Linked DNA regions of Mus musculus: region 2 is linked to region 1. The links are chromatin loops, found by intact Hi-C in ENCODE. Cell type or tissue: left cerebral cortex. All regions are shown on one strand. Links, peaks and the distances in the headings refer to the core of each region. The heading gives the core; the rest is flanking DNA. Region 1 holds the start of Sntb2 (syntrophin, basic 2). Region 2 overlaps Sntb2 (syntrophin, basic 2).

Evidence for each region. Hi-C counts contacts between places; a loop is a spot of excess contacts. Peaks named below come from ENCODE experiments on the same cell type or tissue, not always from the same donor. Only the 100,000 strongest peaks of a DNase experiment are listed, where the experiment ranks them.
Region 2: a loop joins it to region 1, with 2.2 times the contacts of the local background. A loop is called at or near these places in 12 of 42 quality-filtered maps.

Annotation. Positions count from the first base shown.
Region 1 is chr8:106,930,050-106,940,757 of GRCm38, forward strand. It overlaps Sntb2 (syntrophin, basic 2), which reads left to right and starts at 5,691. Exons shown (of 7, transcript NM_009229.5): 1 at 5,691-6,272. The coding sequence starts at 5,753. In left cerebral cortex, for the core only: CTCF peaks have their summits at 5,732 and 5,941; DNase peaks (open chromatin) are centred at 2,781, 4,423, 5,571, 6,306 and 3 more places; H3K4me3 peaks cover 3,183 bases; H3K27ac peaks cover 2,335 bases.
Region 2 is chr8:106,985,659-106,996,366 of GRCm38, forward strand. Sntb2 (syntrophin, basic 2) reads left to right here. Exons shown (of 7, transcript NM_009229.5): 3 at 5,738-5,948. Among named protein-coding and RNA genes, the nearest start is that of Gm22085, 19 kb to the right of the region's middle. In left cerebral cortex, for the core only: a CTCF peak has its summit at 4,365; a DNase peak (open chromatin) is centred at 5,918.

The DNA.
Region 1 (10,708 bases), core at 1,264-9,263:
TCTTTGTGTAGCCTTGGCCGTCCTGGGTAACTCCCTCTGTAGACTAGGCTGGTTTTGAACTCACAGAGATCCACTTGCCTTTACCTCCTGAATGCTGGGATCAAAGGCGTGCCCAGCCATGGTGCTTTTCAATGCTGCCCTGTGCTTCCCATTCACACACACCACCCAAGCATCACAGCGCCCTTAAAGGCAGAAACTATCTTCTTTTGTTTTTGTTTTTGAAAGAGAAACTAAGGCTTCTGACCTCAACCCCTTTTGACCATGATAAAGTTAGTAGGTGGCCACATTGAGCTATGTAGTCCTGGTCCACCTGGAACTCGCAAACTAAACTGGCCTTGAACTCATAGAGATCTGCCCATCTTTGCTTCTCTGGTGCTGTGTGGGATTAGAGGAATACATCACTAAATATGTCACGACGTCAGTCCAAACAGCCTTTTGAACCTCAGGTTCTTAACTATCAAGCTATTTTACACACCTATTAAGTTTTTTTTTATAAAATTTTTAAAAGATTTTTTATGTATATGAGTACACTGTAGCTGTCTTTAGACACACCAGAAGAGGGCATCAGATCTCAGTACAGATGGTTGTGAACCACCATGTGGTTGCTGGGAATTGAACTCAGGAGCTCTGGAAGAACAGTCAGTGCTCTTAACCACTAAGCCATCTCCTCAGCCCCACCTATTAAGTTTCAAAGGTGCAAAGAATCAGGCCTGACGTGGAATTTTAGGATGAAGTTACAAAATGAACGCCTCGAGCTGGAGAGATGGCTCAGTGGTTAAGAGCACGGACTGCTCTTCTGAAGGTTGTGAGTTCAACAACCACATGTGGCTCACAACCATCGATGATGAGATCTGACTCCCTCTTCTGGTGTGTCTGAAGACAGCTACAGTGTACTTACATATAATAAATAAATAAATCTTAAAAAAAAAAAAAAACAGAACAAACAAAATGAACTCTTCACAAGGAGCTACTGCCACCCCTCCTTTTGAAGTAGTCATGACCTCTGCCTGTTCTGAGGAATAGTGAGACAGCAGTTGATAACCGAGGAGAGGAGCTATTGACCGGTGACAGGAATTACCTCAGCCGGTCCCTCTTTTAGAGGTAGATAAAATAAAATGCTTGCTTGAAGAATTCTCTAAGCTTGTCTCCCTGCCCTTAGGAACCCATGAAAACAGATGTGTACCCTGTTTCAGATTTCATTATGCACACTAAGTATATTTCACCAACTACTTGAAATTTCCTAGATGGTAATTTTTGCTCTGTGAGGAACCAATAACTCTCATAGGGATTATTTGAGAAGACGCTGGCACCGGAAGCACCGCTGCCAATCAGTCACAAGCTTAATGAGTTTCCTCTCTGCGAGAGGCAGTAGTTTCCAAGCAGTGGGAAGCAAAAATAATCCATAGGTGGTCTTCGCCTTCCTGGAATATATAACTTAATTGGGCATTCCAGCAGAGGCCTAGAATTACATCATTCAAAGGAAAAGCCCCAAAGACTTAGGGAGTCACAGAAAGCTGGGATGAGGTCTTGCTGGGGAGTTTAAGGTACCCGAGGTGTTCTGAAAGGCCTGGGTATGGATGTGTGAGGCATCACTGGAGAATGCTGGCTGGGTGAGAGTATCTGAGCTTAAAGTAGTGACTCAATGTGGAAATGCAGTGATGAAGGTGGACTTTTTACCTTGGAAGCAGGAAGGTCATTCTTGGCTACACAGCAAATTTGGAGCTAACCTGGTTTACATTGTCTTGGGAAAGTGAGGGGTGGGGGGACTCAGAGTTTGGGAGATAGTCTAGTAGGTAGAGCTCTTGCTGCATATCTGTGAAAACCTAAGTTCGAATCTCTAGAACCGAAATGAAGCTGAACGAAACTAACCTTGCTCCCACAGCAAGATGAGAGTAGAAACAAGAACCCTGGAAGTTCCTGGGCCAGCTAGCCTGGGGTATGCAGCAACCAAGGAACCTGTCCCAAAACACAGTGGGAAGAGGGACTGACTCTGATTAGTCTCTACCACTGTATGTGTGCTATGGCTTCTGTGTACCTACACACACACACACACACACACACACACACACACACAAGTGGCAAAAGGTTTGAGGCTTCAGTGCCAGCCAGGCCTATGTAGTGGTCTAGGCCAAAGACATTTGCTTCAAAATAATGTTTTTTTTAAGAGAAATACTCCCAAGAAATACTTTTATTATCTTCCCTGTGGGTTTAAATATTTTAAATATTTTGTTATATAACTTGCTATCTTACATAAGTGTCCTCACCATTAAATCTGTGACTTCCTCCAATTCTTTTGACAGAAAAGTCCTTCATACCCTTGGAATGAATTCCCAGCACTTATAAAGGTGTCCTCCATTGCCCGACCCCCTGGTGATCACACATGCACAAGTGTTCAAATTAGTTAAGACTTGAGTGCTCAGACTCCGAGGACTCAGCTGCCAAATGCTCTCTAACAAGCAGAAATTTCACATAACTCAGGCCTCTGGGGGGCTCTGGCTCCGCTGGAGTCCAGCCAGAAATGCCTGTGACTGCAGGTGTACTTGGGCACATTGGGACCTGCGGGAACAACAGGCCAGCTTTGCTGCAGCTGATTAGGCGGCTGGGGGCTGAGCTCGCGCGGCAGACATTTGCAGCTTGGAAAAACCCATACCCCACTCTTCGCAAAGATCTGTTGTAACGGGATCTCTTTCTTCTGCCGAGATACGTTTCTCATTTCGAACTCTTTATTCACTCAGGTTTGGAATGCTTAACCTGTTCAAACGAAGTTCCTGCCTGCATGTGAATGCACTCTGGTGGAGCAGAGCGGGGCGCTTGGCTACTGAGTAGGCTCTTACCCGCGTCTTTCCTGAGCAATCCTTGAAACTTCCCCCTTTACGGGAAATGATGCACACTCCCTCTGTTTGTTCCCAGTCTCTGCCCAAATGAAAAGCATGGGAATTTTATTTCGACGCAGGAGAAATGAATGGTCCTAATGATTTTGCTGAGGACTTACCGTCTCAGCCTTGTGGGGTTTTTTTTTTGTTTTGTTTTGTTTTTCCTGGTTTTTCGAGACAGGGTTTCTCTGTATTGCCCTGGCTGTCCTGGAACTCACTCTGAGGACCAGGCTGGCCTCGAACTCAGAAATTCGCCTGCCTCTGCCTCCTAAGTGCTGGGATTAAAGGCATGTGCCACTGCTGCCCAGCGACTTTTTTTTTTTTTTTTTTTTTAAGTGTGAGGTGGATAGTAGGCAACAGTAAACCATGAGGCTGGAGAACAAAAGTTTTTTTTGTTTTTTTTTTAATTGTGGATGTTAGGTCAGAGTCTTTAAGTTAGTCTTTCCTATTTGTTCCTCTACCCACTTCCTCTACCCTAGGGAGCTGGCAGTAGATACATACACTAGTTAGGATAACAGACGCTCTATTTTATTATACTGAGGGTCCTCACACAATGTTCACTCTAAATCCCTAAGCCTATCTCCCCAAGGCTGCTCACCTGTGCTACATAGCTTAGCTGAAGGTCAGGTCCAGTAGCTAGCAGAAGTCTCTGATTTAAGGGTCAGGATCCTAGGGGTGGGGGTGGGAGGAGGAGACTCTCCAGCTGCAGGGCAGGTCAAAGTGGCCTCTCTCCAGATGAGAAGAACAGAGCACTGTCTGCTTGTCCAGTGGGCGTCAGATCTTGGGCTGTCTGGTTATCTTAAGTGACATCATTGAGGTCTGGTTATCAGGTATCAGGTGCAGCCTTGGGTATAGTGGGGATCCTGACTAAGCTATTTTTTGTTTGTTTGTTTAAAACATCAAATCTCACTACAGATGGTTGTGAGCCACCATGTGGTTGCTGGGAATTGAACTCAGGACCTCTGGAAGAGCAGTCAGTGCTCTTAACCGCTGAGCCATCTCTCCAGCCCCATTTTTTTTTAACATATCTAAAAGACTTTTTTTTTTTTTTTTTTTTTTTTTGCTATGGTCATTACATATAGTCTTGTTATTGGCTCTGCAATTAGCAAAATCACTGACTCTTTAGCTAACAAATCTTTATACGGTTTCTTGGATGGTCATCTACATATTCGCCAAAAAAAAAAAAAAAGATGGAACCCAGACTAAGACTGGCAAACTTATAGAATCAAGACAGAACCCTTCAGGACTTGGTTATTTGAAGCCTTGCACACTCACTACCTAATTCCACTAACCTTATGTCTTGTTCACATTGGCAACTTCCTAAGGAATCATCACAGATGGTTAATTTTTGTGTGTGTGTGTGTTCACTTGACTGGGCTAAAAGACGCCTGCCTGGATGGACAGATGTAAAACCGTTCTGGGTGTGTCTGTTTCCGGAAGAAATTTTTTCCATGGTGACCTGAGTAGAGAAGATTGTCCTCAACAGTGGGAACCGGCACCATCCAATCAGGTGAGGGCTGCCAGGGAACAGTAAGACGCGGTATACTCACTCTATGAAAACTGGGACATCGCTCTCCTGCCACACTTCAGGGCTCCTGGTTTTTCATGGACTGGGCCAGCTTTTACATAGTAGCTTTCCACTCCGACCCTGCTCCCCCGCTTCTGCCCCCTCAGGCCTCTCTGGTCTTCTGATAGCTTCAGATTTCTACCTAGTCCTCAGGTCTTTGGATTTGGATTCAGAGCCTTTTTCTGCAGATGGCAGATTGTGGAGTTTAGCCTCATAATCTTGTGGCTAATCTCGCACAATCTTTGTTAACTATATATACCCGTTGGTCTGTGGGGAACTCTAAAACATCAGCATGCTGCAAATGTCTTTGACCTTGCGCACTGTGGGTTCCCAGTGCTTAAGAAGACAGGTCCCGGGCTGGCGAGGTGGCTCAGTGGGTAAGAGCACCCGACTGCTCTTCCAAAGGTCCAGAGTTCAAATCCCAGCAACCACATGGTGGCTTACAACCATCCGTAACAAGAACTGACTCCTTCTTCTGGTGTGTCTGAAGACAGCTACAGTGTACTTACATATAATAAATAAATCTTTAAAAAAAAAAAAAAAAAAAGAAGAAGACAGGTCCCCTCTAATTACAGGCCAGCAGACAGGTGATTTTTAAAAGCAGTGACAAAGTCTTGGATCCACACCTTTGATCCCATGTCACTTATGCTGTGTCCCCTGCTTGTGCTCACACCAAGACTAACCAAATGTTGTTTTATCCTGTTCTTAGGGAGGTCTGCAGTCTTTTTAACCACAGAGAATCACACCTAGCTGGTTGCCTCTGTTTTTCTTTCCCATTAGACCACAAGCTCTCTCGGCTGAGGTGCATTTTATTCAGTGTGTCTCTAGGGCCTTAAAAGGAGCCCAGCACACCTCTGAGCGCTCAGGGCTGCTTTTTTTTTTTTTTTTTTTTTTTTTTGCAATGAACCAATCAATGCAAGAATGAACGCGCCAACCCGGCCCTGCAGGATCGCAAAGAGCCTCTCTACAAGCTGACTTTGCTCTCCCTGCCCGGGCAGCTCTCGTAGAAGAGGTGAGGAGTTCGAGGAGGTCACGGAGAACCAAAGCAAAGGACGGCGGGGTGCCTCGCTGCACGAGGCGCTGCCCACCTCCGAAGAGCTTTCAGTGAACCAGGACAACCTCGCCTCCCGGAAGCGGCCTCGCCGGCCTTCCCCCCGCCCCTCCGGAAAGTGGGCGTGGCCCTCATGAATAATGAATCGCCGGGGGGAGGGGAGGGGTCCGCCCCCCTCGGGCGGGAAGGGGGAAGCGCCGAGGCTGCCTGACTGGAATCGGGGGAGCTGCAGCAACGGCGGCTGCGGGAGCAGGGCCGGCCATGGCGGTGTGGACGCGGGCCACCAAAGCGGGGCTGGTGGAGCTGCTTCTAAGGGAGCGCTGGGTGCGGGTGGTGGCCGAGCTCAGTGGCGAGAGCCTGAGCCTGACGGGCGACGCCGCCGCAGTCGAGCCTGAGCCGCCGGCGGCCGCCTTCAACGGTCTTCCGAACGGCGGCGGCGGCGAGTCTCTGCCCGGGAGCCCGAACCGTGGCCTGGGGCCGCCCAGCCCTCCCGCGCCGCCCCGCGGTCCCGCGGGGGAAGCGAGCGCCTCGCCGCCCGTGCGCCGAGTGCGAGTGGTGAAGCAAGAGGCGGGCGGCCTGGGCATCAGCATCAAGGGCGGCCGCGAGAACCGGATGCCGATCCTCATCTCCAAGATCTTCCCGGGGCTGGCGGCCGACCAGAGCCGGGCGCTGCGGCTGGGCGACGCCATCCTGTCGGTGAACGGCACCGACCTGCGCCAGGCCACCCACGACCAGGCCGTGCAGGCGCTGAAGCGCGCGGGCAAGGAGGTGCTGCTGGAGGGTGAGCGGGGGCCGAGCGGGAGGCGGCGGGGTGGCGGCCTGGGCTCGCCTGCGCGCACTTTGTTTCTGCCCACCCTGACGCCTGTGCGGGGCTCGCCGGTTCCCTCCGCCCCGGCCACCAGACCTCCTCTTGTGGGGCTCCAGAGTGTGGAAAAACTGAGGCGTCCAGCGAGAAGAAAGTTGGGCAGCCACCGAAGTGTTACTTTACCGCCCCTTAGCGAGACTCAGCTGAGATTTAGGGGGTGGGGGGAGCAGCAGCCGCGTGCGAAGCTCACCCCTAAGTCTTGCACGATAAGCTGACACTAAGCACTAACTACCGGGAGAGCGATCGGCTCGAGTTCTTTAGTCTCCTTTTTTTCCCTGTTGGGAAGCGTTGGTTGGACGCTTTCTTTAGTCACCTCGGGCTCCCCGGGCGGGCCGGTCTATTAAATCCATCCACACCGATGCCAGCAGTTTGCTTGGGCAAACCACCAAAGCACTGGTTAATTTATGGGAATTTAACCCATCATTGGCTCTCAACAATAACCAGAGAAGATCACAGCACTTTGTGGAAGGCAGAGAGCTGATACAGCAAGTTTGTGAGGTTAATGAGCCTTGTTTAACAGTGGAGGCTCACGTGTTTGAGCATTTTACTGCCAACTAGAGTTTCGCCCCTTTTGCAAGAGCCCGGTGCCAGCTTCCTATCGCTGGCAGGCGTGCTGCCGCAAGACCAGTAGACATTTTATAAGAATCCTGAAACGGGTACCATCACATATGTGTGAATAGCCTTTACCTTAAGTGTAGATGCGATCTTGTGTGCAGCGTTTCACGCGTATCGATGTAACTGAGGCAGAATTAAATCTCATCTCCAAAGACTCATACATGTTGAAGGTGATGGAATATTGTAAGTGAGAAGCCAGTTGCTTGCTTTAGAAATAATTGCAAGACCAGCTCCGTTTTTCGCTGTTGAGTCAAGTCATTCCAGGAGCATTTATTGCTGCTAGCTGTATAACAGAGAATGTGAAAGGTGCTGTCCCTGTTGTATCTCTGCGGTGGGAAATGATAGAAAATGCAAAACAACTTCTAGGGAGGAATAACATCAAGTGCTTGACTCTGGTACAAGGTACAAGATGCTAAGGGATCACAAATTTAAGGCGTATTTGCTGGTAGCATTTTGGCGTGGTTTACAGCCTTGTACTCAAGAGGCAGAGACAGGCAGATCCATGAGTTTAAGAGGAGCCTGGTCTACGTAATGCGTTCCAGGACAGCTAGGGCTACGCAGTAGGACTCTGTTAAAAACAAATCCAGAAAAGAATTTGATGGAAATGGGCTTAGTCCAGGAGGGCTTTCCAGGAAGTGGTGGATATAAGTGTGCAGAGATGAGTCAGGAGGGATTGCTGGCAGGAGAACTGAACGGAGGGGTTGAAGTTGGGGAGAAAACCACCAGACTAAGGGCAGAATTAGAACTTAGGTTTTTTCTTTGTTTGTTGGCCTGGAATTCAGAGATTGACCTGCTAAGTGTTAGGATTAAAGGCATGTTCCACAGTGCCCAGCTTGCGTGTGTATAGTGTGTGTGTGTGAGCATGTACACATTACGGCCAGTCTGGCCTCAAGGTGGTCATCTTACCAACTCAGCCTCATGAGTGCTGGGATTGACAGGCATGTACCTCCATAGCCCGTTCAGTTTTCTCTTAAAAATTTTAAACTTTTTTTTTATGCATATGAGTGTTTTGCCTGCATTTATATAGCGTATTATTATAGCTGTGCCCCACATGCGTACCTGGTGACCTTGGAGGCCACAAGAGAGATCCACTGGGACTAGAGTTACAGATGATTGTGAGCCCAGAGTGGGTAATGGGAATCAAACCTGAGTCCTCTGTGAGAGCAGCATACTTACCTGCTGAGCCACCTCTCCAGCCCTACTTTTCACTTTTTTGTAAATCTGATACTTGGAAGCAATCAGTTTATAAAGAAATAACATGGTGTGCAGCAGTGTTGGTGCACGCCTTTAATCCCAGCACCGGGAGGCAGAGGTAGGTGGATCTCTGGATTTGAATCCAGCCAGGTTTACAGAGTTCCAGGACAGCCAGGGCAGAGAAACAACAAACAAACAAATCAGGGGTTAAAGAGATGGCTCAGTGGGTTAAGGCCCTGTACTTCATTTTCAGAGGACCCCAGTTCAGTTCCTAGCATAAATCGGGTGGCCCACAAACACCTGGAACTCCACTTCTAGGGCATCTGACACTTTGTGGCCTCCCAGTCACCTGGACACATAATTAAAGATTGTTAATTTTTTTTCTTTTTTTAAGTGCTCTAATTGTGAAACTGCAATGCCCCAATTTTATAATGTCTTATTTATGAGTCTTGTTTATATCCCAATTTTAGGTAGGGCCAGTCAAGTGCCCAGAAACTAGCGTTAGTGAAAGAAGTAAAAACACAACACAGTTGATGTAGGTTTGGAAAAATAGTTGCTACTCTAATTGAGTACCTAGACACTGGTCTAGGTAAGTATTTGGGTATTACTTCTTAGAGCCAGAATATTGAATTTCATCCAGTTTTGTGGTATGGAGTAGTGATGGATAGACAGTTCAGCCCTTTATGCCATATTAACATGCAAAACAAGAGGTTCTTGTTTCCCAGTGGCTTGAAGCTAGTGCTCATAGCTATGAAATGAAGGCCGTCTAGTACATGCTTCCCACATTCATTAGTTCCCTCATAGGCCTTGGGTGCTCTTAGAAACAGGTTTACAAATGGTGGCATAGTAACATTTACTGGAAGCCTTTTTACCTGGTCTATGACTTTATTTTCCCATTTTGTGTAAGACAAACAGTTTTTGTCTGTATAGATGTGGGAAAGTCAGTATAGTACGTTTGTGGTGTTCCATTTTTAAGCCAAGTAAAAATAATTGCTCAAATACAAAATCCCTAAAAGAGTCCTTTAGTGAGCCAGACAGACGATTTAAAATTGAGCTGTTTTCTCCTCCAGACAAGATACTTTTTTTTCTTCCTTAAGCCAGAGTTTCATGCAGCCATGTTCTCCTCATTTTGATTCTGATCTTGAACTCCTGATCGTCCTACCTGTACTTCCAAAGAGCCACAGTTATTGGCCTGTGCTACCATGCTTGGCTGAGGTAGGCCACTTATAAGGGATAAGAGTTTAGAATATAGTGGGATGAACCTTGAAGCCCAGCACTTGGGAGACAGGCAGTAGGATCTCAGAGTCGAGGCCAGCCTGATCTACACAGTGAGTTCTAGGACAGCCAGGTTTATGTAAAGAAACCCTGTCTCAAAAAACCTGAGACTAAAGCAGCAAGAAGGATTGCTTCAAGGCTAGCAGTGGCATCCTGAGGAAACCCTGCTCTCTGGGTGCTGATATAAGCCAATTATCCCAGCACTGAGAGGTGGAGCCAAGAGAATTGACAGAGGTTTGGTGACAGCCTAGGTTACAAAATAGGTGGTGGGGGAAGAGGATGGTGTGGGAGGCCGTTACTCCTTAGACAATTGTAAGTGATATTGTCCCTCCGTTAGAGTCCCTGAAACCTTGCCTTGACATAACATAATAATCTTTTGGTGGTGTGGGCAGGGAATTTCAGGCATGTTCTTGCCACCCACATGTCAGGAGCAGCCTTAGTGTCTGGTTTCTTGAGGTTAGGGAATGGAGCTAAAGGACTCTTTCTCTTTTTTACCTTGGATTGGTGAAGGCATTGTTCCTACAGCCTACAGTCTCTGGTCAAACACCCTGTTCTTTTTTTTTTCATCCTTCCCATCCCCCAAGGAAAGGTCTGTCTGTAGTGATTTTGTCTTTCTTTGCTTTTTTTTTTTTTTTTTGGTTTTTTGAGACAGGGTTTGTCTGTGTAGCCCTGGCTGTCCTGGAACTCACTCTGTAGACCAGGCTGGCCTTGAACTCAGAAATCACCTGCCTCTGCCTCCCAAGTGCTGGGATTAAAGGCGTGCGCCACCACTGCCCGGCTCTTTGTTTCCTTTTTTGAAGACAGGATCACTATATAACCTGCCCTGGCTGGCCTCGAACTTCCTGTGTAGACTAGTCTGGCCTTGGACTCAGAGATCTGCCTGCTTCTGCATGTACTGCCATGCCCAGCTTCATTCATATATATTATGTGTGTGTGTGTGTGTGTATATATATATATTAGTTAATCTCTTAAAGAACAACCAAACAGTTAAGCTATGTTTCTGTGCTTATGTCTTAGCTTCTCTTTGTTTTACCTGTGAGAAGCTATTTCTGTAGTCAGACACCACCACCCTCTTTCATTTCTGGGTTTTAAGTCTGGGTCTCAGGTAACCCCGCCTGACCTTGAATTTGATATGTAGTTAAGGATAACCTTGAACTCCTGCTTCTACTTTGCAAGACATTTCTTACAGACGCTCCTGCATGCATCTAAATGTACCCTCTAAATTATTGCCTTGATATGGGAAAGTAATTCTAATACAACAGTCATGA
Region 2 (10,708 bases), core at 869-8,868, 55 kb after region 1:
CTCCCCTGTTTTCTCCTGCCTCGCCAGTTGCTTCTAATGATCACGCGATGTGCGTCATGAGATTCGAGAACTAATTAATTAATGATGACGTCCAGTGAGAGAGCAATGAGCCATTCCTTAGCAAGCATTGCTGTGCCCTGTAGGAATGTAGCGATTTTAAACTTGTCCTCTGCCTTGCCTCACAGTGCTTCATCTTCATTTTGTCTTTTTCTAGTAAAAGGTAGACTTGAGATTTGTGACATATAAAGATCACATGACTGTTACTAAATTTAACTCATAATTTATGTCAAAGACATAATCAAGCAGATATATTAATATAGGCTGAGCTTACAACCCCATGCTTCTGTCTACCTAAATATTGATTTGACTTGTCTGGTGAAGTAGAATTAAATTTCCCAGGAGTTCCTCAGTGGTTTGACTAGAGTCCAAAACCTTTAACCTTGTAGCTGCCTCCTCATTTCTCCTGTGGGCTCAGTTACTGGCAGACTGCCTCCTCCTTTGCTATTAGTAGGGTTCTCATTTAAAATTTTCATTTAAAACAGCTCATTTCAAGCATTACTATGTAGCTTTTATCAGTTAGGGCTACTACAAAACAGACTCTTCTGAATCCTAGGCTCAGTTCTGGTGTCAGTTTATTGTTTTCTTTTTTGTTTGTTTTTTGTTTTGTTTGAAACAGGGTTCCTTTGTGTAACCTTGGCTGTCTTAGAACTAGCTCTATAGAGAGCATGCTGGTCTAGAACTCACAGAGATCCACCTGCTTCTGCCTTCCAAGTGCTGGGATTAAAGGCCTGCACTGCCAATGCCTGGCCAAAGATAACTCATCTATTTGAATTTTTTTTCTTTTTTACAAGTCAGTATTTCTTACCAGGCATGGTGGTGCATGCCTTTAATCCCAGCACTCAGGAGGCAGAAGCAGGCTGATCTCCAAGTTCAGCCTAGTCTACAGAGGGAGTTCTAGGACAGCCACAGCTATACAGAGAAATCCTGTTTTGAAAACAAAATAGTATTTCCTTTTTTATAATGTATTTTTATTTTTTCTGTACTAGTGTTTTGTCTGCATGTATGTCTGTGTAAGGGTATCAAAATCTTGAAGTTACAGAAGGTATGTGGTTGCTGGGAATTGAACCCAGGTCCTTTGGAAGAATAATCAGTGCTCTTAACTGCTGAGCCATCTCTCCAGCTCCTCTTATTGGTTCTTTTTTTCTTTGATTTTTTTTTAATTAGATATTTTCTTAATATACATTTCAAATGCTATTCTGAAAGTCCCCTATACCCTCCCCCCACCCTGCTCCCCTATCCATCCACTCCCACTTCTTGGTCCTGGCATTCCTCTGTACTGGGGCATATAAAGTTTGCAAGACCAAGGGGCCTCTCTTCCCAGTGATGGCCGACTAGGCCATCTTCTGCTACATATGCAGCTAGAGATTACGAGCTCTGGGGGTACTGGTTAGTTCATATTGTTGTTCCACCTATAGAGTTGCAGATCCCTTCATCTAATTGGGCAATTTCTCTAGCTTCTCCATTGGGGGCCCTGTGTTCCATCTTATAGATGACTGTGAGCATCCACTTCTGTATTTGCCAGGCACTGGCATAGCGTCATATGAGGCAGCTATAACTCTTATTGTTTCCTTAATTAACTTGTCCATACTCCCTTCCCAAGAAGCTCAAGATCTCTCTTTTGTTTCATAAGTATGGATGACCCTGCCTCCAAACACCTTCCTGCCCATTCATCATCTGAGCTCTCCCCATAGTGTCCAGCACTGATTAGTCAGACATGGTCTTCTGTTATAGCAGATCTATTTTCACTCTTACCCATTATTTATAAGTACATTAAAGAACCAACCCGAGAGACTGTCTTGGGGCTGTATATGGTGTGAAGGGTTTTTGTTGTCATTTTTTTCCAGAAAGTGGTCATTTTGTACCTAGAGAAGGATGAACTGATTTCTCTCTTTAGTGCTAAGTAGGTCAGTAGGAGGAGTGAGGGAAATGTCTTGCCTGTTTCTTGCCAGTGAACTTAGCATATGTCTAAAGAATGTTAGGCTGGCCTCAGTAACAGAGTAATGGGGTGGAAATAAATAAGCCCTTCCAGGAATGATCAGCCCAGAGATGTAGAGTCTGACCTGAGAGTTGCTTCTCCTGACCTGTTTGGTGGGAATGAGGATACTTGGATTCTTTCTGCTAGGATGAGGTCACATAGTCATTGGCCACTGAGTGTGGGGAATTCTGTTTGTTTGAGACAGTCTCACACTGTATCCTAAGCTGTCCTCAAGTTTGCTGTATAACCCAGGCTAACCTCAGATCTCTGGCAGCGTTGCCTTAGCTGCCTCAGCATAGGCTCCAACCATACCGGACTAAGGGCTTTATTATTTGGGGGTGACTTTTTTGTCTGTTTGGATTTTGTCTTGGTTTGTTTTTGCTTTTTACAGTGGTGGGAATTGAACCTTAGGGTCAAACACTCAACTGAGGTTCAGACCCGTTTTCGTTTTGGTGTTTTAACTCACTAAGTTGCTCAGGCTGGCATAGAGTTCACAGTCCTGCCCCTCTCTGCAGTGCATACTTTGAGTCTCACTTTCTGAGACAACCTTGACCCCAGTTCCCAGCACATTTAGGGATTGTAAGTAGACTGACTGGGATTTGGCTTTCCCCTTGTTTTAGTTCAGGATTCTATTGTGATAAAACACTATTGCAAAAAACAAAAACAAAAACAAAGCAGTTTGGGGAGGAAAGGCTCTATGCTGTTTTAGACCTTTCAGATCATTTCCATCATTGAGGTCACTCAGGGCAGGAACTGAAGCAGGCACCATGGATGAATGCAGCTTACTGGCTTGCTCCCTAAAGCTTGCTCAGCCTGCTTTCTTATGCAACTCAAGACCACCTGCGAGGATATGGCAGTGCCCAGAGTGGCCTGGACTCTCCCAGGTCAATCGTCTCCCAAGAAAATGCCTATAGAGACTTGCCCTTGGAGATATTTTCTCAATTGGGGTTTCTTCTTAGCAGATGGACCTATTATGTGTCAGGATGATTAAATTGACTAAAAGACCACTTTTCTAAATCCCTTGGCTCTTTTCCAGCTTCCCAGTTTTTGTTGTAATGAGCTCTCTGAGATTATAGAATTATTCTTTAAATTTTTAAATTAACTTATTATGTGAGTTCAAGCATGCCACAATGTGTGTGTAGAAGAAGTCAGATGGTGACTTGCTGGCGTCTGTTTTTCCACCAGGTGGGTTCTTCAGATTGAAGTCAGCCATTAGGCTTAGCAACAAATGCCCTCACCTGCTAAACCGTCTAACCGTCCCTAGGTTTGGTTTGCAAAGCTTCCTTAGGGGAGGTACTAGATTTATAAACGATCTTACCACAGGGAACCAGCTTGGTAAGTGTCCCCAAACGTGTGAAGACTGCTGCTATAGTCCTGTGTTGCCTCTACTGCCACAGAAATGTCTTTTAGCAGCAATGACCTTTTGTGACCTATAACTGTGTTCCATCAATTCTTCATTTTCTGCCTTCCCTGTTAGACTGTAGACTCAATTAGGGTAGAGACTTTTTTTTTTTTTGTCTATGTTCATATCACTGTATCTACAACACTAGCATAGTATCTGCCATTTAGTAGAGGGTCAGTTAATATGTATTTAAGGAAGGATAGACTGGAAGCCAGAGAGGTGGCTCAGGGTTTGAGAATAATTGTTCTTCTCTTAGAGGACCCAACTTCAGTTCCCAGCACATGCCTGTAACTTCAGTTCCAGAGCATCTGATACCCTCTTCTGGTATCCCTGAGTACCCAAAAACAGCATAAATATAAATACAAATGAAATAAATCTTAGAAGAAAGGATAAACTAAGCAGAATTTGATGAGAATAAACATTTGCCATATAAAATAACAACTTGAAATACTTGGAACTAAACATTGTGGTCCAGATATGCCCTACCAGCATTCAGGAGGATTGTCATTAATCAGGCCAGGCAGGGCTACATAGTGAGATCTTCTCTTAAGTAAATAAAAATTAGGGCCAGCGAGATGGCTCAGCAGGTAGGGCTGCCTGTCACCAAGCCTGACAACCTCAGTTTGACCCCTAGGGCTCATATGGTGGGAGTAGAAAAAGGATTCCTACAGGTTATCCTCTGACCTCCATGCTCAATGCTGACACACAGGCACTCACATACACGCACACTGTGATTAATTAAACAACAACCCCCACCCCAATTTTTAATACAAGATGAAAATGTAAAAACCAAAATAAATAAAAATAAACTAGCAAGATAACTGGGCTTGTAAAATACTTGATGTATAGCCCTAATGACCTGAGCTTGAGTCCAGAGTCCCACTGAGGAACTAGAAGAATTGGGATGCTTAAATGCATGTTAGCCCTGGAGGCCACCCTTGGAACTGTTGATCTATCGTTGACTTAAACCAAGTGTAATAATAGTAGTGTACATGTCTTTAATTCCAGCACTCAGGAGGCAGAAGAAGGGGGAATCTCTGTGAGTGTGAGGCCAGCTAGATCTGCACAGCAAGTTTCAGACCAGCCAGGACTACATAGTGAGACTCTGTCTCTGATAAATAAATAAATAAATAAATAAATAGCATTCCAAATATTCATAAAGAATAATACTCATAAAAGTAATATTCTTCTGCTATTACCCCATTATTTCTAATAATAATGCATTGTCAGGCCAGAATTACCTAATCTAAAATATATATATATATATATGTGTGTTTTTCTATGTGTCTGTCCACATAAATGTAGGTAACCACAGAGACATCTGATCTCCTGAAGCTGAAGTTATAGGCAGTTGTTGTTGTTATTTTTGTTGTTGTTTGAACCACCTCATTTGGGTGCTGCTATTCAAACCACTTGGGAGAGCAACAAGTGCTCTTTAACCAGTGAGCAATCTCTCCAGATCCTAATTGTTTGTTTGTTTGTTTGTTTGTTTGTTTACTTATTTACACATGTGTGCTTATTGGCTTTTCAAGACACGGTTTCTCTGTGCAGCCCTGGCTATCCTGAAATTCACTCTGTAGACCAGGCTGGCCTCTGCCTCCCAAGTTCTAGGATTAAAGGAGTGTGCCCGGCATTCCTATATTTTTAAAATATCAGTTCTTGGGCTGGTGAGATGGCTCAGTGGGTAAGAGCACCCGACTGCTCTTCCGAAGGTCCGGAGTTAAAATCCCAGCAACCACATGGTGGCTCACAACCATCTGTAACAAGATCTGACGCCCTCTTCTGCAGTGTCTGAAGACAGCTATAGTGTACTTACATATAATAAATAAATCTTTAAAAAAAATCAGTTCTTTAGCTTTGTATAGTAATGTTCATCTGTAATCTCAGCGCCTGGTGGATGAAGGCCAGAAGAGTGAGGGTTCAAGGTCATTCTCAGCTATATAGCAACGTGATATGATAAAGTACATGATATGATAAAGTACATGAGACTCTGTCTTACACACACACACACACACAAACATCTCACATGAAGTGCCCAGAAGACAGTGCTGTTTCTTTGACATGGAAGTTAAGGGAAAGTGAAGTAGCCCACTAGTGATCATCCCAGTAAAACAAAATCCAGCTGTAAGTCCTGATTATTGTCCATCCACTTGTGGTTTTCTCTGAAGTTGGACTTTGGGGAATTAAAATGTCTCTATCAGAAAAACCATATTAGACTAGATTTGCAGTTAGAATGTTAACTGTGGTTAGTGTGATGACTTCAAGCCTAGCTCATTTTTCTCTTTTCTCTCCCCATACAGATTGATAGAGCTACATTCTCCTGATAGCAGGAACACCTTGATCTTACGCTGCAAGGATACGGCCACAGCACACTCCTGGTTCGTAGCTATCCACACCAACATAATGGCTCTCCTCCCACAGGTACTGGCTGAGCTCAATGCCATGCTTGGTGCAACCAGTACAGCGGGAGGCAGCAAGGAAGTCAAGCATATTGCCTGGCTGGCAGAGCAGGTAGGTGGGAAGCAGCACAAGGTTTACTCATCCCCACGCAGTGTTAAGTACCTCCCGTATGGCATATAGCTACACTACTTCTAGATATGCCTAGCTACATAATCTCCCTTTCTCTTTCCCTATCTCTATCCCTCCGTGGTGTGTGTGTGTGTGTGTGTGTCACCATCCCTAGCAGCAGAATTAACCTTGATGTATCATCGAACTAAAACTAAAACAAGTTTCCTGTTACCATTTCTCCTTCTAAGCAGCATGGGATGTTTTTGTGATTCAGGATTAGGGTTAGGGGACTGGAGGAGTCTCAGTGCTTAAGAATATTTTCTGTACAATCATGAAGACCAGACTCAGATACCAGCACCCACATAACAAGCTGAGCATTGTACAAAACCCTGTAACTCCTGTTCCAAGGAATTTTAACCCCCTTTCCTGGCCTCTGTGTACCATCTACACACACACACACACACACAAATAGAATAAGTAAGTCTTTAAATGGGAGTCTGGGTCTGTGTTAATAGAACATAGCAACATACTTTGACTCTGCTGTAATAGCAAGCAATCAGTCTCAGACATTATGAGAGTAAATTTTAGTAAAATTAAGAAAAACAGGTTGAAGGGTGGATTTGACCCAGAGGTCGTAGTTTCTCTACTCTTTCTATAGAGTACTGGCAGTGTTCTTAGGGGCAACAGTCTCTTATTTATATTCCTGCACTAGAAGAATTTAAAATATATAAAATATAGAGTTGGAGATATTACTCCACAGTAATACCCCACTTGTCTGATACACACAAGGTCCTAGGTTTAATCTCCAATGCCAGAGGGAAAAAAATATACAAAATATTTTAGAAGGCATTAAACAAGATTCAGTTTAGTTCATAACTGAAAAATGAAAAGAATCAAGAAAGCCTAAGTGGGTGCTGGAGTGCACAGCTCTTAGAGCCCAGATTCAGACAAGTGCACATATAACATGGAAGTGCAGCCCTCACTGTCAGCCGGGGCAGTGGGTGAAAACCTGAGCTCAGGGTTCAGTGAGTGGTCAAGTGCTGCCCCTGGTGCAACTTTAGATGCTGGCAGTCCTCCTCCTCCTTCCTCTTCCTCTTTCTTTCTTTCTTTCTTTCTTTCTTTCTTTCTTTCTTTCTTTCTTTCTTTCTCTCTCTCTCTCTCTCTCTCTTTCTTTCTTTCTTTCTTTCTTTTTTTGTTTTGTCTTGTTTTGTTTTGTTTTGTTTGACTTTTCAAGACAGATTTCTCAGAGTAAATAGTCCTGGCTGTTCTGGACTTACTTTGTAGACCAAGCTGGCATTGAACTCACAGAGATCGCCTGCCTCCCAAGTGCTGGAACTAAAGGCATGCACCACCACACCCGGCTTTTTTCTTTTCCCTTTTAAACTTCTGAACTTTTCAAAAACTGAGCTTATTGTGTGGGTATGCATGTCATACCCACACAGTATGCATGTCATGGAGGTCATAGGACAACTTGAAGACATTCTTCTCTTCCCTCATGTGAGCTTCTGGGGTCTCATCCCCAGCACTGTATAATCTGGCCATATCTGCAAACCCATGTTCCTGATGGGTTTCCTGACAGGAAAATTAGGAAATTTAAGACCTTCTTTGCTACTTAGGGAGTTTAAGGACAACCTGGCTCCAATAGACCCTGCCTCTAAAAAGATAAAAAAATCTAAAATTGCCAAAGAATCAACACTTCTAATATTTTTTTAATATGTGAATATTTTGCATGTATATATATGTGCACCTGGTGCCTAAGGAGGTCAGAAGAATACGTTAAATCCCCTGGAACTGGAATTATACAGACTGAGTTGACATGTGGATGCTAGAAACTGAACACTTGTCTTTTGCATTGTAGTAGGTGCTCTAACCACTGCACCGTCTCTACACCCCAAGAACCAACGCTTTTGACAACTTGTAAATGAAGCAGAATGTTTTCTGCCCAGCTCCCTCCTCCCTCTCTCTGGAAATTGACATTACTTATTACTGATATTAAGGGCCTAAAGTATCTTCTTTGGGAAAAAACACATTTAATGTATATAATGTAATATAGACTTCAAATTTTCTCTTATAATTTGGTGGAAATTTTCATGTTTAAAAGTAAGATTATTAGCCGGGTGTGGTGGTGCATGCCTTTAATCCCAGCACTCAGGAGGCAGAGGCAGGTGGATTTCTGAGTTCCAGGCCAGCCCGGTCAACAAAGTGAGTTCCAGGACAGCCAGGGCTACACAGAGAAACCCTGTCTCGGAGAAAAAAAAAAAAGTAAGATTATTAGGGGCTGGAGAGATGGCTCAGTGGTCAAGAGCACTGACTGCTCTTCCAAAGGTCCTGAGTTCAAATCCCAGCAACCACATGGTGGCTCACAACCATCTATAGTGAGATCTGATGCTCTCTTCTGGTGTGTGTCTGAAGACAGCTACAGTGTATTTACATATAATAAATAAATAAATCTTTTTTTTTTTTTAAAGTAAGATTATTGGAGTCAGGATGTGGCTCAGTTGGTGGAGTGTTTGCTTAGCTTTGGGTTTGAGCTCCAACACTATGTAAACTTAGCATGATGATGGCTATCTATAACCCTGGAAGTAGAATTAGGATTAGAAGTTCAAAGTTATCCTTAACTACATAGCTAAGTATGAGGCCAGTTTGGACTACCTTAGACCATAGGTAGAGGAAATTAATCCTTGTGTCATTTTAACTCTTTGGGGAGATAAATTGGTGTTGCCTTCCCTATTGGGATATGAGTATTATCCATAACAGTCTTGGGACACAGGGTTAGTACTGTAATCTAGAAATGGCTTCAGAAGCTCTATGGTCCAGAAAGTAAGAATCTCTCTTTTGAAAGACAGAGGCCATCTTGAGGGACTCTACCTTTGTGGGTCTTGGAGACTGAACTGTAGGGTTGAAGCAAGCACCTCTTCCTGCTGAGCCGTCTTCCTGGCCCTCACTGTTTGTTTTGTAGAGGAAGGATTTCTATAGCTCTAGTAGGTCTTGAACTTTCTGTGTAGCCTAAACTGACCTTTAATCGCCGGTGTAATCCTCCTGCCATCACTTTTCAGCTGCTGGCTGAGCTTATAGACATGACCCAGTATGCCTAGTAACTGGTATTCTTTTACCAGGTTGCAACTAGTCAGAGATGAGAATCTTAGGAAGCTAGAGTGCATTGGTCTTCTCATAGGCTAGACTTCATTTTCTACTTCTGGAATCAGCTTTGACTAAGAGAAAAGAAACCCAGAGGTGTATGGTGGTGCATGCCTTTAATCACAGCACTCAGAAGGCAGAAATAGGGAGATCTCTGTGGGTTCAAGGCCAGCCAGAACTACAAAGTGAGACCCTGTCTCAGAAGAATCAGAGACCCTGAGTTCCATGTTTTTAGTACATGTCAGGCGTGGTGGTTCATGAGAGGCTGAGGCCAGCTTAGTCTGCCTGGTGAGTTCCAGGGCTACATAGAGACCCTACCCTACTCAAACAAAACAAAACCAAAGTTACAACTCAGAACCAAATGGCTTAGGCTTTTTCAGATTTGAAGTGTGTGTTTAAAATATTCTGCTACAACTAAATTACTTGCAGAAGTCCTTTTTTTTTTTTTTTTTAATGTGTTTGGATGTTTTCGCCTACATGCATGTCTTTGTACCACCTGAATAACTAGTGCCAACAAAGGCCAGAAGGAGGGCAATTTTTAATCCTGTGGAGCTGGAGCTACAAGACAGCTGTGCGCTGCCATAGTAAAACTCAGGTCCTCTAGAAGCGTGGCCAGTGCTCTCAACCACTAGACCATCTCTCCAGTCCCCTTCAGAAGCCTTAAAGAAAGTGAAAAACAACAATAACAAAATTGACAGCTTTCACAGAGGCAAGTGATTCACCAACTTGAGTTCTCCGAAGGCAGTCAGGGAACCTGGAGGACTCCAAGGGTGAAGCTTTTGATGATGACAGGGCTTTTCTAGAACAGTCTTTTCCATTTTGGCCCTGTATCCTTGCCATGTGAATAAGTAGTAGGTGGCTGTCTTCCTGGAAAACTGAGCTTTGTGCAGATAAACATGAGTATATTTGAAGCCAAAGCCTATGCTTCCTAAGTACCCTGGAGAGCTCTGGCTTTTATGTTTTCCAGAACACAGGACAGTGCTGGGGGCATAGTTCAACAGTGTAGCCATTGCCTAAATAATGAGGTGCCATGTTCAAATCAGTGTTGGAAAGACAATCTCCATTATGGCCATCCTTTACTTATTATTGCGTGTGTTTGATTTGTGTGTGTATATGAGCCCAGTGAAGGCATGGAGAGGTCAGAGGAAAAGTTTTGTGAGTCAGTTTTTTCTATGTACCATGGGCTCCAAGGGTCAAAATCAGGTTATCAGGTTTATATAGTGAGCACTGTTTAAGTTACGAACCATCTCATTGATCATGGTCAACATTTAAAAGAAATAGGTTATAATTTTCTGTAACATGCCAGGCAGTGGTGGCGCACACCTTTAATCCCAGCGCTTGGGAGGCAGAGGCAGGCAGATTTCTGAGTTCAAGGCCAACCTAGTCTACAGAGTGAGTTCCAGGACAGCCAGGACTATACTGAGAAACCCCATCTCAAAACCAACCAACCAACCAAACAAATAAATAAATAAATTTTCTGTGATATACAGAGTGTGTTATTTTTGGAATGTCTTCTAAGATATTTAAAATATTAATACACATTTTGTGTGTTAGATGACAATGTACAATGTGGTTTTTTAAGTGTAAGTTAGATCTTTTGTTTCTTGAGGCAAAGTCTCACTATA